Regions from separate parts of the Mus musculus genome. Here region 2 is linked to region 1. Evidence: chromatin loops called from intact Hi-C (ENCODE). Cell type or tissue: left cerebral cortex. All regions are shown on one strand.

Region 1 (8,000 bases):
TACCGGCCCCTGTGATTAAAGGTGTGTTTCACCATGCCTGACCTTTTGTTTTGTGTTGTTTGTTTTGTTTTGCTTTTTTTGTTTTGTTTTGGTTTTGGTTTTTCAAGACAGGGTTTCTCTGTATAGTCCTTGTTGTCCTGGAACTCACTTTGTAGACCAGGTTGGCCTCGAACTCAGAAATCCACCTGCCTCTGCCTCCTGAGTGCTGGGATTAAAGGCGTGCGCCACCACGCCCGGCTTTGTTTTGTTTTGCTTTAATCCAGGGTCTTAATATAGCCCCAGCTGGGTTTGAACTTCTGAGTCCTCTTTGAACCTCCCAAGTGATGCACAGGCAAGCATCACTATAGGCAGATAGCTTTAATAAGTCTCTTCCCTGGGGGCTACAGGGATAGCAAAGCAGTTGAGAGCATCGGGCTGCTCTTGTAGAGGACCTGGGTTCAATTTTCAGCACCCACATGGCAGCTCACAACTGTCTCTTAACTCCAGTTCTAGCTGGTCCAACAAGCCCTTTTATCTGTGCATATGTGATTACAAGCAAAAATGCTTAAGAGTAAGTCTCCTGCTCTTCCTAAACGCCTCAGAGTTCATGCACAGTTGTTCCTCCTTACTTTCCTTAGACCCCGTGGTGCATGGTTCAGGGAGGAGCGTTTGGAGGAAGCGGGTTTACACGCCTATGACTGTATTTATGAGAAGCTGGTTTACTGAATGCTACATGGGTTTTGTTTTTAACTCAGTTTTTGTTTTATGTGTATGTGTGTTGCACATATTTGTGTGTCACAGCAAGTGGGGGTCAGAGGACAGTTTGCAGGAGCCTGTCATTTCATCATGCAGGTCTTGTTGGGCTTGGTGTCGATTGCCTGCTCCCTGTGAGCCATGCTGCCCTTTAACCCAGCTGTGTACGGATTTTTATTGGAAAGCTCTTAGAAAGGATCTTTCCTAGCTATTCATTTTTCTTGTGACATTTTCTTCTTACTGAGGACCAGGTAATTAAGTCTCATTAAGGTCCCTTTTTGTACTAAACCCTAAGCTGAAATAAATATAAGCCCTAGACAGTACAGAAGTGGAGAACTTCTTGGAAAAATCAGGTTGCTTGCTGAGTTGTTCTGCTGTGTTCTGTTCTAGCAATATCCTGCCCTGCAGCTCCCACCAAAGGTCAGTTTTGCCACAGCTCAAAATTTTCCACTGTCCTCCGCTTTGAAAGTTTCCACTTAGCAAGGGCCAGAGTTTCCTTGGCCGGGACCAGGCTGCTACATGAGTTTATGTCAGTCTCGTCTGGGCTCCAGTTTCTTGGGATCTGTGAGATCGTTTCAAGGTCTAGGGTATGCATTTAAAAAATTTTTAAATAGTGTTTATTTCCACCTATATTGATATGTGTGTGCCTGCTTGTCTGTGTGTGCACCATGTGCATACAATGCTTTCAAAAACCCAGAAGAAAGCATCAGCTCCCCTGGAACTAGAGTTATGGGCAGTTGTCAGCTACCTGATGTGGGTGCTGGAGACTGAGCTATAGCTCTCTACAAGAGCAGAAGTACTCTTAACTGTAAGCCAACTCTTCAGTCCTAGTCTATAAATACAACACCAATTTTGTTTCTCTGAATTGAGAAACATAATGTATACTTTAGGAAAATCCTGGGGTCTGTCATTCTTTCTCTCTTTCTGTCTCTATTTCTCTTCTCTCCTTCTCTGTCTCTTTTAAGACTGGGTCTTTTATTTTATGTATGTGAGTACTCTGTAGCTGTCTTCAGACATACCAAAATAGGGCATCAGATCTCATTAAAGAGGGCCGTGAGCCCCCACATGGTTGCTGGGAATTGAACTCAGAACCTCTGGAAGTGCTCTTAACTGCTGAGCCATCTCTCCAGCCCTTGAGACTGAGTCTTAACCATGTGGTCCAGGCTTGCCTCAAACCTATAATTCTGTCTCAGCTTCTTGAGTGTTGAAATAATAGATGTGTGTCACTATGTCTGGCTTTGTCTCTAATTTGTTTGCATTTGTTCTGACAACTCTTACTGTGTCTGCCCCTTTTTTGTTTTGTTTTGTTTTTATGAGACAAGGTTTTACCCTATAGCCCAAGCTGACCTTGAACTCATAGTGATCCTCCTGCCTCAGACTCTCAAGTGCTGAAATTACAGATCTGAGTCGCTGTGGGAGTCTCTTAGCACCAGACAACATAGAATGATCCGAGGGAAGCAAGAAGACAGTTCAGTTCAACATTACTGACTGATGTTGGTTCAAACATCAGGAATCTGACCCCGGGTGATTTATTTTAGGCATTTTTATTTTGTCTGCGACCCCCACCCCCACCCCCACCCCTCCAGAGCTGAGGACTGAAGCCAGGGCCTTGCACTTGCTAGGCAAGCACTCTACAATTGAGCTAAATCACCAACCCCTATTTTATGCATTTTTAAGTACCGTACAATTTGGTGAAAATTTTCCTATTAGTGATTAACCCAATCTCATGTACAGTAAAGCGCGAAGTAAGCTAAGCTAAGATCAGAGGCAGCTGCATCAAAACGTGAAGTACGAGTGACGCCTCCATGCACGAATGACTCCTCACAGCACCTTTATAAAGATGGGCTCTGTAGCTTGAAGAAAACAAGCTTAGGATAAGGCTTTAGGGGAGGATCTGGTGTGATGTCACAGATAAAGGTTGCCAGACTAGTGTACGTCTACTCCCAGCATTCTAGGGATGACAGCTCATACATCCCTTCCTTTGAAGTGAAAACCCCATGTGGTTAGCATTCCAGGGTCCCAAGTGCTTCTCTGTGAGCACAAGGACTTATACCCGTTCCATAAGCTTTCAGACCTGGCTTATCTTTTATTATTTCAGTTGTATAAATTTAATAGTAATGCAATATAACTCAGTATATGTACAGTCTATATAGTAATAGAGTAGCTAGTATCTCTCCTCTTTAAATACAGTTCATTTAGTTAGAAATTCATTCATTCATTCATTTATTTGTATATTTATGGCAGAGTTTTTTGGTGTGGCCCTGGCTGTCCTGGAACTTGCTCTGTAGACCACGCTGGCTTTGAGCTCAGAGATCTGCCTGCCCCTGCTTCTTTAGTGCTAAGATTAAAGGCACGCACCACCACAACCTGACTAGATTTAGTTTATGCATGTGAGTGGTTTGCCTGCACATGCACGCGTGCATGTGTAACACATGTGGTTTTGGTGCCCACAGAGGTAAGAAGAGGAGGGATGTTAGATCCTCTGAACTGGAGGTCTAGATTCTTATAAACCACTCTGTGGGTACTGGGAAGGTCCTCTGCAAGTACTCTTAATCACCTAGTCCCATTTAAACACTCTAAAAGTTCCTTAATACCTAATAATTGTGCATATTTATGAGGTGCTGTGGTTTTGCCCCCCCCCCCCCCCCAGGGTTTCTCTGTGTAGCCCTGGCTGTCCTGGAACTCACTTTCTAGACCAGGCTGGCCTCGAACTCAGAAATCCTCCTGCCTCTGCCTCCCAAGTGCTGGGATTAAAGGCGTGCGCCACCACTGCCTGGCTCATTCTACTTCTAAATGACACTGATGTCACTGGAAGAGACATGTTGCTTATCCCTACTCTATGCTTAGTTTTGCTGTGACCTCTTCCAGGCTTGGTTTTTATTTTGAAGCCTTGATGGTGGGTTTTAATGAAACTCTAAAATTCAAATATTCTCTGAATTCTTTCCTTACCCATCCTTAGCCCTGTCTAATCTTTGGTCATAATATCATGGTCATAATATCTGGCTGTTTCACTTGCTGCTTAGGTTGCCTCTGCACTGGAAAAATGGAAAACAGCAATCCGTGAAGCACAGACCTTTTCCAGGATGCATGTTCTACTTGGGATGCTCGATGCATGTATCAAGTGGGACATGTCAGCAGAAAACGCTAGGTGCAAAGTTTGTCGAAAGAAAGGTATGCATTGAGGAAAGTTGTTCATTGACTGTTTGGGACTAGGCTTTCCAAAACCTTTTTCTTTTCCTTTGAAGGAATTTTGGTTTTTTGAGACGGGGTTTCTCAGTGTAGCCTTGGCTGTCCTGAAACTTGCTCTGTAGATCAGACTGGCTGCCTCTCTCTCCCAAGTGCTGGGAACCACCACAATCCACCTTCTGAAGGAATTTTTGTGCATCATTTAGCCCTGTTCCTGTGTGCACGGTTAAACTGTGGTAGGCAGACTTTCTGCATGCAAGTTAGTTAATTTAAAATCTACAGTCCCTCAGGAACCGTAGAGCATTTGTCAGCTGTGAGATGAGGTAGGTGCTTCCAGCAGGGGGCAGTCTTTGCACATTGCACACCCAGACCTCAGTCTTTAGCCTAGAGCTGGGAACAGAGCATTTGGAAATGGTTTTTATTTCTCCTTGACTAAGTCCATCTTTATGAGTTAGCTTAGGGCTCAGTTTCCAAAGAGTGAGGCACTGTGTAGACTTGGTTGCTGTAAAACTGACCAGACTGATAGTTAGAAAAGAAAGTTAGTCAGATGAAGGTCATACAGTGTGGAGAAACCAGACTACTGAGGACCATGCAGACATGTGTGGGAGAGTTTCGGGGTCCAAGAAGAACAGCAGAGTCTCCAGCCAGTGATTTTTCTGCCTTTTAGTTAAAGTACATGTACAATTAAACATGTTTTATTTATTTACTTACTTATTTTGAGATAGTGTCTCATGTAACTCTGGCTAGACTGAAAAACTCAAAAATACCTACCTGCTTCTGCCTCCTCAGTGTTGGCATTAAAGGAGTGTGTCCCCATGTCCCTTAGTTAACTCTTAGTGACTATTAACTGCCCTGCCCTGCTTCTTGGTAGTTCTGAGGAGATGAGTTAGGAACTCTCCCTAAATTGTCCAATTTTCAGAAAGTAAATGCACTTTTTAAAGAGCAGGCTGCAAAGATGTTCAGGTTGGTAACATCTTTGTTACAAAGTTGCACACAAGCCTGAAGACCTAGTTCCATTGCTCACCTAAGTAAGGAGGTGGAGACAGGGGGTTTGACAGAACCAGTGTCTAGCTCTGGGCTCCAGTGAGAGACTCAGTATGCTGATGTGGAAAGCTGTCAAATACAGCAACTAATGTCAGCCTCTAGCCTCCATGTGCATACAGAGAAGCAGCAGGGGGTGCTGGGATGTACCTGTGATTCTACCACTTGGGGGGCAGGGGCAGGAGGAGCTCCCCGGATTCTAGGCCACTGTGTGCTATACACTGAATCCTTGTCTTGAAAGAAAGACAAAGGAGCTGGAGTGGTGCTCCACGCTCACAAGTGCTTGCAGCTGTTCTAGAGGATCCGTGTTGGGCAGCTAGGACTCCAGCTCTAGGGGATCCAGATTCTCGGGCACACATGGGCGTGAATAAGGAGAGGGAGAAGTGCTGTGCTGCGCTGTGCTGCGCTGCCAACAGTGCTGTGTGCGCCTGTCTTTGCAGGTGAGGATGACAAGCTGATCCTGTGTGACGAGTGTAATAAAGCCTTCCACCTGTTCTGTCTGAGGCCGGCCCTTTATGAAGTACCAGATGGCGAGTGGCAGTGTCCAGCTTGCCAGCCTCCTACTGCCAGACGCAATTCCCGTGGCAGGTGAGAAGTTTTTAAAAGTAAGCTGGGGGCTGGAGATCTGGTTAATATTCACTTGGCATGTAAAAAGGCCTCGATTTGATCCCTAGCACTGCAGAAGTCAGGCATGGTGCTACAAGTCTGTTATCCCAAACACTAGGAAGGTGGAGGCAGGAGGATCAGTAGCACTGGGTCATCCTTGGCTACAAAACAGTTCAAAGACTTTCTGGGCTGTGTGAGACCATTAGATAACTTCGTTGGAAAATTAGTTTCAGTTACTCAAAACTGAGCGTTTCTAAGGAGTTAAAGCTTATTAGGGTGCAAAGCTTGGTCATTTATGGTACAGATACAGGAGCTTAGGTGCTATATGACTCTGGTTTAGGGTGTGACTGTGCGCGCGCGCGCGTGTGTGTGTATAGTTTTAATTGTATCTCTCTCTCTCTTTGTATCTCTCTCTTTTGCGGCGGGGGGGGGGGGGGGGGTTCGAGACAGGGTTTCTCTGTGTAGCCCTGGCTGTCCTGGAACTCACTCTGTAGACCAGGCTGGCCTCTAATTAATTTTACTTCTTTCTGTGTATGGCTGTTTTGCCTGAGTGTGTGTAAGTAATATTGATGGAGGTGAGAAGGGTATATTGAATCCCCTGGAACTGGAGTTGTGGTCACAGGCTATCATGTGGGTGATGGGAATTGAACCCTGGTTCTTCAAGAGCAACAAGTGCTCTAACTGCTGAGCCATTTGGTTTTGTTTACTGTTGACATTTTTGCTTCTTGCTGTTAGCCCTGTACCCTCCCTCTTTTGTTTTGGTCTTTCAAGCAAGGTTTCTCTGTATAGTCCTGGATGTCTTTGAACTCAGAGATCTGCCTGGCTCTTCTGGGTGCATGCTCACACACACACACACATACACACCACATTTAACTGTATGTAAGCATTTTACCTGAATCTATGTCTATGCACTACATGTGTGCCTGGTGCCTATGGAGGCCAGAAGAGGGCACTGGTCCTCTGAAAGCCAAGTTAGAGATTGTTGTGAGCGTCTGTGTAGGTTTTAGGAATTAGCCCTAGGTCCACTGCAAGAACTGCCACTGTTTGAGCCATCTCTCTAGCCCCTTGATACACTTTATTAACATCTTTTCCTGCCTTTAAATTTACCTCATTGTTACTTTATAGCCGCTTCTACAGGCAATCACTACTGAATATCTACAGCCAAATCATTGCCTTCTCGACCCATGCTTAGTTTCCTTCCCTGCTGTCTATTTGGACATGGTTTCTCCTATGTCAGTACAGCCAAACCAGCACCTTGAAGGCACCTAATATTTCCCCAGTTAACTGTCGTTACTTCTTACATTGACATTTGAGATGTGAAAGGGCATCCTTACGGGCACGAGGCTGTCTCTTGTAAAGGGCAGAGCTGTTTGATTCCAACCACACCTTAGCAGCCGTGCTGGGTTAGTTCTCCCTCTGTCTCCATTACCATGTCCTCTTGTAGGGACATGCGGTGTGCTGCTCTGAAGTAGTGTTTTTTTAGACCAGCTGTTCTGAGCCGGGATTAGTTGCTTTGTTGTGTGGTCATCTGCAAGCTGTCTCAGCTCCTGGAAGAGAGCCATCAAGGTGTGCAGTAACACCTGCCAGCCTCTCAGCCCTCTCAATACACCCCAGAGTCGGGCAGCTGTGGTGTCTAAAATGTTTCCTTATCTGGCTTTTGTGAGACAAAAGTAATGGTGGTTTATACTGTTTGTGAGAGGAAGTAGAGGTTGTATTTTGTTCTTGGTCCCCTTCCTCCATTGATGTCCCTTAAGCCCTTGTAGGCTAGGGCAGGGCACATGCTGCTGAAGCATAGTAGGACTGACCTCCAGGTCTCTCCCCTTACTGTCAGCTCAGTCTGGTCCATGAATAGCCATGCTGCAGAGATGTAAGGGGCTTTAGCTCTCCGTAAGCCGTCCTGGACTGAACTGAAACCATGTCTCTGCTTGGCTTTTCCTTCCAGGAATTACACTGAAGAGTCTACCTCTGAGGGCAGCGAGGGTGATGAGAGCGGTGAAGAGGAAGAGGAAGAAGAGGAGGAGGAGGAAGAAGAAGAGGATTATGAAGTGGCTGGCTTGCGGCGTGAGTGTCTAGTATGGCATAGTTGCCTCGGTCTCTCAAACTGACCAGAGAGGCCTGGCTGGCAAGAGAAATTCAGCCTTGCCATTTTGCTGTCTTACTCTTCTCTCTTGGGGCTGTGGGTAAATGAGCTGCCGTGTGTTTCTATTGGCTTTCAAGATGGTCAGGGTGGAGAGGTGGATCGCCACTTAAGAATCTATACTGCTCTACCATATCATCAATGTTCACTTTCCAGTGTCCATGTTAGGCAGCTCACAACTGCCTGCAACTCCAAATTAAGGGATTTAGGACCCTTACCTAGACTCTTATCTGGAACCTTCCTTCATTCATGTGCACATATGTACACGTATACACTGGTCCTCACAGAAACATGGTTA
Region 2 (8,000 bases), 130 kb after region 1:
TAGCAACAGATAATTGCCTCAGGCTATGACAACGCTGTGGAGGAAGGTGATGGCCAGGGACTGGGGTGACAGCCGAGAAGGCCGAGGTGTGCAGGCAGGCAGGGAAATGAGAGTGACATGTGTGCAGAGCACAGGGTGCAGAGAAGTTCATCTGTGGAGTCAACTATTACGTGTGAGGAAGGAGATGTCCCAGGCAGGGACAACCAGAATGAGGGACCTTGACGTATACTCTTCAGACCTCGGAAGGGGAAAGTTAGTGAGCGCTGGAAAACTCAACAGCTCCTGAGCCCATCCTGTCCATGTGTGGCTCCTTGTTTTCTTTCTTCCTGATTCTTATTTTATGTGTATGAGTGTTTTGCCTGCATATATGTCAGTGTGAAGAGCCCACAGAAGCCGAAGACAGCATTGGATTCCCAGGAATTGGAGTTACAGATGGTTGTAAGCTGCCATGTGGGTGCTGCCTATCGAACCTGGGTCCTCTAGAAGACCAGACAGTGTTCTTAACCACTTAGCCAGCCACCTCTCTAGTTTTCTTTAGGTGTTGGTGTGCATGCACATTTATGGGTGTGGAGGCCAGAAGCCAGCCCTGGCGGTTGTAAAGACACTGTCCAGTTTGAGTTTTCGAGGTATGGCCTCTCACTAGCCTGGAGCTCACCAAGTTGGCTAGGCTGACCCGTCAGAGAGCCCCAGGGATCTGTCTGCCTCCGCTTTCCCGGTATTTACTGCACTTGGCCTTTTAGATTTATCCTTTTATTTTATGTGATGGTGCGCAGATATGTCTGTGTACCAACTGTGTGTTCCATGAGTGGAGAGGTCAGAAGAGGGAGATGGATCCCGAGGACCTGGAGTTGCAGACAGTTGTGTATGCTGGCAACTGAACCCAGGTCCTCTGCAAGAGCAACCAGTGCCAGTGAGCTATCTCTTTAGCCACCATGACCGGTGGGTTCTGGGGACTGAACTCAGGTCTTCAATTTACCCAGTGAGCCACCTTCCAGCCTGTGCTCCTGGATTTCTTTAGTCTTTGGGGTCACGTGCCTACAGAGCACAGATAGAAATGAACAGACAATTTGCTGGGAGCAGAATCAGGTTACCTGATGTAGTGCGTCTCAGGTGTCAGCACACATGAGAAACACCTTGCAGGCTGGCTAAAACACATTTGTACAACTTTCCCAGGGTGATCGGTTTCTGATGAGCAGATCTGGGGCAGGGCCGAAGGCTCTGCATCTCTAACAAGTTCCCAGGAAAGTTAGACTTGTTTCCCCAGCCCCGTGCTCTGTGAACACCTGCTGTACTAGTGACCTTGCCTTGCTGAGACCACATTACCTGATGCAAGTGACCTAAGGGAGGAGAGGTTTGTTTTGGTTTTAGATGGTCAGGGAGGTGTGACAGTATTCACAGCTTGTTCATATGCTGGCAGATAGGAAGTAGAGAGATAAGACTGAAGCCAGAAGTGGGGACAACCTTCAAAGACCTATTCCCACCAGCCACACCCCACCTCTTTCTAAAGAGTTTTACCAGCTGGGAACCAAATTTCAGAACATGAGCCTGTGGAAGATGCTTCTAATTCTGTCTACAGCAGCAGCTGTGCAGCATCCCCACTGTGTCCTGCATGGCGTGGTTCTGGAAACCTGATTAGGCATCGAGTGAATGAAGAGAGGACAAGTTCATAGACACACACAGGCAGAAAAGCTGGGCTCGGGTGGGACATGCACACTCTGAGGCACTGGTGTCAACCTCACAGCAACCTGGGGTCCTGGCATGCTTGTTATATGCAGAGTGGGGGTGGGTGGATGGGATGGGAGTTAGCAGGAGGTGTCTACAGGCCAGCAGTCTCAAACATCTGGAAGCTGCAGGTTTTGCACACACGAGTCAATCTTTTGTCAACACTTGGTCTGGGACAAGGGGAAGGTTTTGGCATCCCCTGAGCTTCACCTTGGGGGAAGGCTTTGCCATTCCAGGGATCTGAAACATTGAGGTCCTTGACTTGGGCCACACCCAAGTCAACAACTGCACCCCCTCAAGACTTCATCTGCACTTTGCACATTTCCTCGGGGCCTTCCTCAGCTCCCTGACAATCCCAGTTCTAGGAAGCAGGCATGTTCTCCAGGAAGGAGGTTTGAGAGGAAAGGGTGCTATGAATGTGTGGCCTGAGTGGTGACTTTAGTCTTGTGGACCCCCACATGAGGAGGAGAGTGGGAGGCAGTCTTGATGCAGAGCTCCCCAACCACTGGAACCCATGTACACAGGGCAGAGGTCCAGCAGGCTCGGCCTTTGGAAGGCGTCTTCAGTCCCATCTCCTTCAAGCCAGCTCTCCACCAGGCTGACATCAAACTGACCGTGTGGAAGAGACTCTTCCGGAAGGTTCTGCCAGGTGAGGCCCCAAATTGTTATCCTCCCAATTCATCAAGGGTACCAAGAAGCATAGAGAGAACTTAAAGGGGGCCTGTGTGGGGGTGGAGAGGAGATGTGGGAGTGGCTGTGTAGGCACACACATTTGCAACGCAGTAAACCTGTTCCATAGCCGAACTCCTTCACAAGTGGCCACGTCTAATGCGCTCCACAGGCATGATCCGCCCACCCACTTGCCCATCTCATCCACTTACCCGATACCCCACCCATCCTTCATCCCTTCCATACACACAGCCCTGTGTCTGCCCCTCCCAGCATGGGAACACAGAGTCAGCACGGTTCCTGTACCTGAGGACTCGGCCTGCCATTGCCTCCTGGGCAGGGTCTGCGGTTTCTCTGTGAGCCAACCACAGGACTCTTTCTCTTCTAGCTCCAGCATCTCTCAAGCTGGACCCGGCTACTGCCCACCCTCTGCTGGAGCTCTCTAAGGGCAACACAGTGGTGCATTGTGGCCTCCTTGCCCAGAGACGAGCCAGCCAACCCGAGCGCTTCGACTATAGCACCTGTGTCCTGGCTAGCAAGGGCTTCTCTTGGGGTCGCCACTACTGGGAAGTGGTGGTGGGGAGCAAGAGTGACTGGCGCTTGGGGGTCATCAAGGGCACAGCCAGCCGCAAAGGCAAGCTGAACAAGTCCCCAGAGCACGGTGTGTGGCTAATTGGCCTGAAAGAGGGTCGGGTGTATGAGGCTTTTGGCTGCCCACGGCTGCCACTGCCTGTGGCTGGCCACCCTCATCGCATCGGCGTCTACTTACACTATGAGCAGGGTGAGCTCACGTTCTTTGACGCTGACCGTCCTGATGATCTGCGGACACTCTATACTTTCCAAGCTGACTTCCAGGGCAAGCTGTACCCTATCCTGGACACATGTTGGCATGAGAGGGGCAGCAACTCACTGCCCATGGTATTGCCCCCACCCAGTGGGCCTGGGCACTTCACACTGGGACAGGTATAGGCTGTCCTGGTCTGTCTTGCAAGACAAAGGGATTTGAGGGCTTCCGCTGGGTCTCAGTGTTTGGACTGCTTGAAAAGATTCTTCACACCCGCGTGTCCCCAGAACATTTATATCAGGGGATATAGCCTCTTCCTCACCACCTAGGGGTATGCGTGCCACCTTGCACCTTACCAGGTCCTATAGTTGCTCATAAAGTAGCCCTGTCCCCAGTACAGGAGAATGCCAGGGCCAAGAAGCGGGAGAGGGTGGGTAGGGGAGCAGGTCGGGAGGAGGGTATAGGGAACTTTTTGGGGTAGCATTTGAAATGTATATAAAGAAAATATCTAATAAAAATAAATAAAAAATAAAGTAGCCCTGTGCTTCCCAACTTGTCCAGCAGAGGGCAGAAACATTTCCTCACATATTTAAACGTTATCACTGGGGCCTTCAAACATCTATTAAAAACAATGCATTTGACATTTTTCTCATTAATTATTACTACTACTATTTTAATACTTATTTTTATGTAGGTGAATGCTTGCGGGTGCTGTGCCCACAGAGGTGTCATGACCGGAGTAAGAAGGTGCCTGGCAGGCGCTGCCAAGGCGTCCCCTTGAGGAATCACGCGATAGGCCTAGTATAAAGTTTGTTGGGAAAGGAAAGAGAGTGGGGACTTGGAAAAGGGTAGAGGGAGGGAAGGGGGTGGGGCAGAAAGAAGAAGAGACAGGCGGGCCAGGAACACGTGGGGACAGCGAGAGTGAAAGGAGAGGAGACTTGGGTAGTGACTAGCAGTCCTCTTCAACACTGCTGCTGTACCTGGCAAGCCGCATAAGTGGCAGCCGATGACGCAAGCTGTTGCTAAGTTGCTATTGAGCAGAGCCTAGCAGAATTGTCTGTAAGCCAACAGTCAGAAACTATGGAATCCCTTGGAGGTGGCATTACAAAAGGTTTTGATTGCCTAACATGTCTGGGAACAGTATGTGCTCTTAAGGTCTGAGCCACCTTTCTTAGGCCCAACTACCATTATTTTGATTGTCTCATGTAGTCCAGGCTGGTGTGAATTGGCTAGCCAAAGATGACCTCAAATCAATCTTTCTTCCTTTCCTTCCTTCTTTTCTTAAAAGATGTGAGAAGAGGGCATCAGATCCCCTTATAGATGGTTGTGAACCACCATGTGGTTCCTGGGAATTGAACTCAGGACCTTTGGAAAAGCAGACAGTGCTCTTAACCAGTGAGCCATCAGGAGCGTACCATCATGCCCGGTTTATACAGTGGAAGGATTGGAACCAAAGGCTTTCTGCCTGTTAGGCAAGCCCTCTATATAGATTGAGTCCCATCATTGGTCCTCCTCATCAATGTTGAGAATTGATCCCAGGGCTTTGCACATGCTAGGCAAGTGCTCTACTCCGAGGGACAATGTCTGTCGGCCCTATTAAACACCCACTTTTTTTTTTTTTTTAAACAATCTACTTTTTCCAGCGCTAGGGTCCCAGAGAGCCACATTTACTAGATGGGTGTTCAACAACTCCAAGCACACCAGTGGATTCTAGGCAGGTGCTCTACCACTGAGCCACGCCCCCAGCCCCTCCCTGGGGGATTCTAGGCAGGGACTCTACCACTGAGCCACGCCCCAGCCCCTCCCTGGGGGATTCTAGGCAGGGGCTCTACCACTGAGCCACATCCCAACCTCTCAGTGGAGGCATCAAGGCACGTGCTTTATTACTGAACCTTTCATCCGGTCACAGGGAGAGGCTGACACAGGACTGCTAGGAGAGTCTGCGTAGCCTTCTGAGTTCCAAAGTCTTAAAAAAAAAATTAAAAACTACAAAATAGCCTGGCGTGGTTGTGCACGCCTTTAATAAAAGCACTTGGGAGGCAGAGGCAGGCGGATTTCTGAGTTCGAGGCCAGCCTGGTCTCTACAGAGACAGCCAGGGGATACACAGAGAAACCCTGTCTCAAAAAAACAACAAAAACAAACAAACAAACAAAAAAAAAACCAATCCACAACAACAAACTACAAAATAGCTACACTGAATTCTAAAAAGAAAGTAGACTTTTTTCATTCTACATACAGGACCTCATTATGTAGCTCTGGCTGTCCTGTAACTACTTAGACCTAGCTGACCTTAAACTCGCAAAGATCCTTCTGCCTCTGTTTCCCGCGCGCTAGGATTAAAGGCGTGAGCCAGCCCGCTCGGATTTAGAGCCTAAGATTAATTTTTGGACGCTGAAAACGGAAAGCAGCGAACCCTTTGACTCCGGAAATCCGGTTGTACAAATTGTTGCGGCGGCCGTAAAGCCAGCCCGAGTTTTGCGACAGTGTCGTAGAGCGCTTGAGGCGGGGAGAGCATGGGGCTGTACGCGGCCGCCGCGGCGGTGCTGGCCGGCGTGGAAAGCCGCCAGGGCTCCCTCAAGGGGTTGGTGTATTCCAGCAACTTCCAGGTAGTGAGGCCGGGGGCTGGCAAGCCGGGCTGGGGAGCGGGGCTTGTCCGGGCGGGAGGGCGAGGCGAGGCGAGGCCCGCGTGGGGTGCAGCGGGTGTCCCCTGTGTCGCACAGAACCTGAAGCAGTTGTACGCTCTGGTGTGCGAGACGCAGCGCTACTCGGCCGTGCTGGACGCTGTCATCGCCAGTGCTGGGCTCCTTCGCGCCGAGAAGAAGCTGAGACCGCACCTTGCCAAGGTGAGCGGCGGCCAGAGGCTGTTACCCGTGCGTGGCTCTCACACTTCTTTCTGGGGTCCCAGTTGAGCTGGGTCAGATGTGACTCCCCTTGGAGCATTGCAGGAAGGGCTAAGTAGGACGAAGGTGCAAACTAGTAGTGGCTGAGGCTACCTACCGGACAGGGTGATGATGGCAAGGTCGGTCGGGGTCCAGAGCTCTGCTGGCGACCTGGGGGGTGGGGTAGGGTGGGGAGGGGGAGCTTCAGGCATGGGGCAGGACACGGGGTTTGCAGATGGCATTTGCTCTCGTCTCTTTACCCGCCTGCCTGGATGCCTGTCTTTTTGTAATGCTGGGAGATTGAACCCAGAGTCTCCAACAAGCCATAGAAGAGTTCTCCCACTGAGTCACACCCACAACACCTCATTGGACAGCATCACTAGACAGATGCTCTATTTTTGAGCAGTACCCCCAGCCCCTCACTGGGGGATTCTAGGCAGGTGCTTATTGCTGAGCTGCAATCCCTATTTCTTCTCTGGTGGATACTAAGCAAGCTTCCTACCCTACTGCTGAGCCACCGCCTCCGTTGCCTCCTCTTCCTTCTCCCCCTTTCGTCCTCTTCGGTCTTTAGAGACAGGCTTTCTCTGTGTCACCCAGGCTGTTCTGGAACTCACTCTGTAGATCAGGCTGACCTCGAACTTACAGAGAACCGCTTGTCTCTGCCTCTTGAGTGCTGGGATTAAAGGCACCATTACCCAGTTAGCTTGTAGTTTTCTTGCTTATGCATCTGATGTTGCTGGCATTATGGACATTTGCCCTAACATCATGCCATTAATTTCTTTTGTGATCTTGGGCAAGAGAACTCTATTGACATGACCATCTGGACAGGTACCTACTTCTCCCACTGGAGGGTTTTATGGTGTTAATAGTTTTGTGTTTTTTCCTGTCCAGGTGCTAGTGTATGAATTATTGCTGGGGAAGGGGTTTCGAGGGGGTGGAGGCCGATGGAAGGCTCTGCTGGGCCGGCACCAGGCAAGGCTCAAGGCTGAGCTGGCCCGACTCAAGGTTCATCGGGGTGTGAGCCGAAATGAGGACCTGTTGCAAGAGAGCTCCAGACCTGGCCAAGGTGACTTGGAGGCTGAGGGGCGGGAGGGGAGTGACCCTCAGAAGGCTCACCTCCCTCCCCACTTGACCACTGTGACTTCTAGCCTACCAGGTACCACGGTTCGTGCGTGTGAACACGCTCAAGACCCGCCCTGAGGATGCAATCGATTATTTCAAGAGACAAGGTTTCTCCTACCAGGGTCGGGCTTCCAGGTAAGAGCTGAACATCGTGCCCGGGTGCCTTCATTTTCCTCTGTGTCCAGGTTCTCAAGGAAGTAGGAGTCTGTTAGAGGGGAGACTAGGTGTGTGTATGTGGGATAATCACTGCTTTCTCTGGATGTTTTTCCTACTTTCCCAACAGAATTTTCTTTGTTTTTAAGAAAGATGTTGCTTTTAAGTGGTGCACATGTCTGTGCATGGGTGAGGGCATGTGCCTGAGGAGGACATTGGACTGCTGGACACGGTGCTAGGAACTGCACGTAGGTCCTCTGCGAGAGCAGTGTGTCTTCCTAACTGCTGAGCCACGTCTCTGGCCCTGGCAGCAGTTCTCTGCAGTCTCTTCTGAGACCTGTTTTTTTTTTTCCCCTGAACCCTGGTGTTCTTGCGGTTCTTGTTCTGCATTCTGTGACCCCCTGTTTGCTCTCCAGTCTAACTGCCCTCCCGCCCCTGCCACCTTTCCGCTCTCCTGTCTATATCACAGCCTCTTCAGCTCTAAGCCAACACACCACAGGACACACCTTTAACATTTGAGAGACAGAGGCACGAGGTCCAGGGTCCAGGCCAGCCTGGCCTACAGAGTGAGTTGCCAGAGTTACACAGAACCCTGATTTGAAAAACCAACCCAACCAAACAAACCCATAACAATGTGCAGTCTGTAATCTTAGGGAGCAGTGAAGGGTTT

Evidence for each region. A loop is a pair of places that touch in the nucleus more often than their neighbours do. Peaks named below come from ENCODE experiments on the same cell type or tissue, not always from the same donor. Only the 100,000 strongest peaks of a DNase experiment are listed, where the experiment ranks them.
Region 2: a loop joins it to region 1, with 2.3 times the contacts of the local background. A loop is called at or near these places in 5 of 42 quality-filtered maps.

What each region holds. Positions count from the first base shown.
Region 1 is chr5:135,232,520-135,240,519 of GRCm38, forward strand. It overlaps Baz1b (bromodomain adjacent to zinc finger domain, 1B), which reads left to right. Exons shown (of 19, transcript NM_011714.2): 14 at 3,756-3,903; 15 at 5,400-5,547; 16 at 7,508-7,626. Among named protein-coding and RNA genes, the nearest start is that of Fzd9, 15 kb to the right of the region's middle. In left cerebral cortex, CTCF peaks have their summits at 4,255 (motif pointing right) and 6,506 (motif pointing right); a DNase peak (open chromatin) is centred at 4,253.
Region 2 is chr5:135,364,295-135,372,294 of GRCm38, forward strand. It overlaps Trim50 (tripartite motif-containing 50), which reads left to right. Exons shown (of 6, transcript NM_178240.3): 5 at 2,247-2,371; 6 at 2,780-3,360. The coding sequence ends at 3,360. Nsun5 (NOL1/NOP2/Sun domain family, member 5) reads left to right here and starts at 5,659. Exons shown (of 10, transcript NM_145414.2): 1 at 5,659-5,782; 2 at 5,897-6,019; 3 at 6,947-7,121; 4 at 7,204-7,312. The coding sequence starts at 5,690. In left cerebral cortex, a CTCF peak has its summit at 3,740 (motif pointing right); DNase peaks (open chromatin) are centred at 3,802 and 5,641; H3K4me3 peaks cover 1,705 bases; H3K27ac peaks cover 842 bases.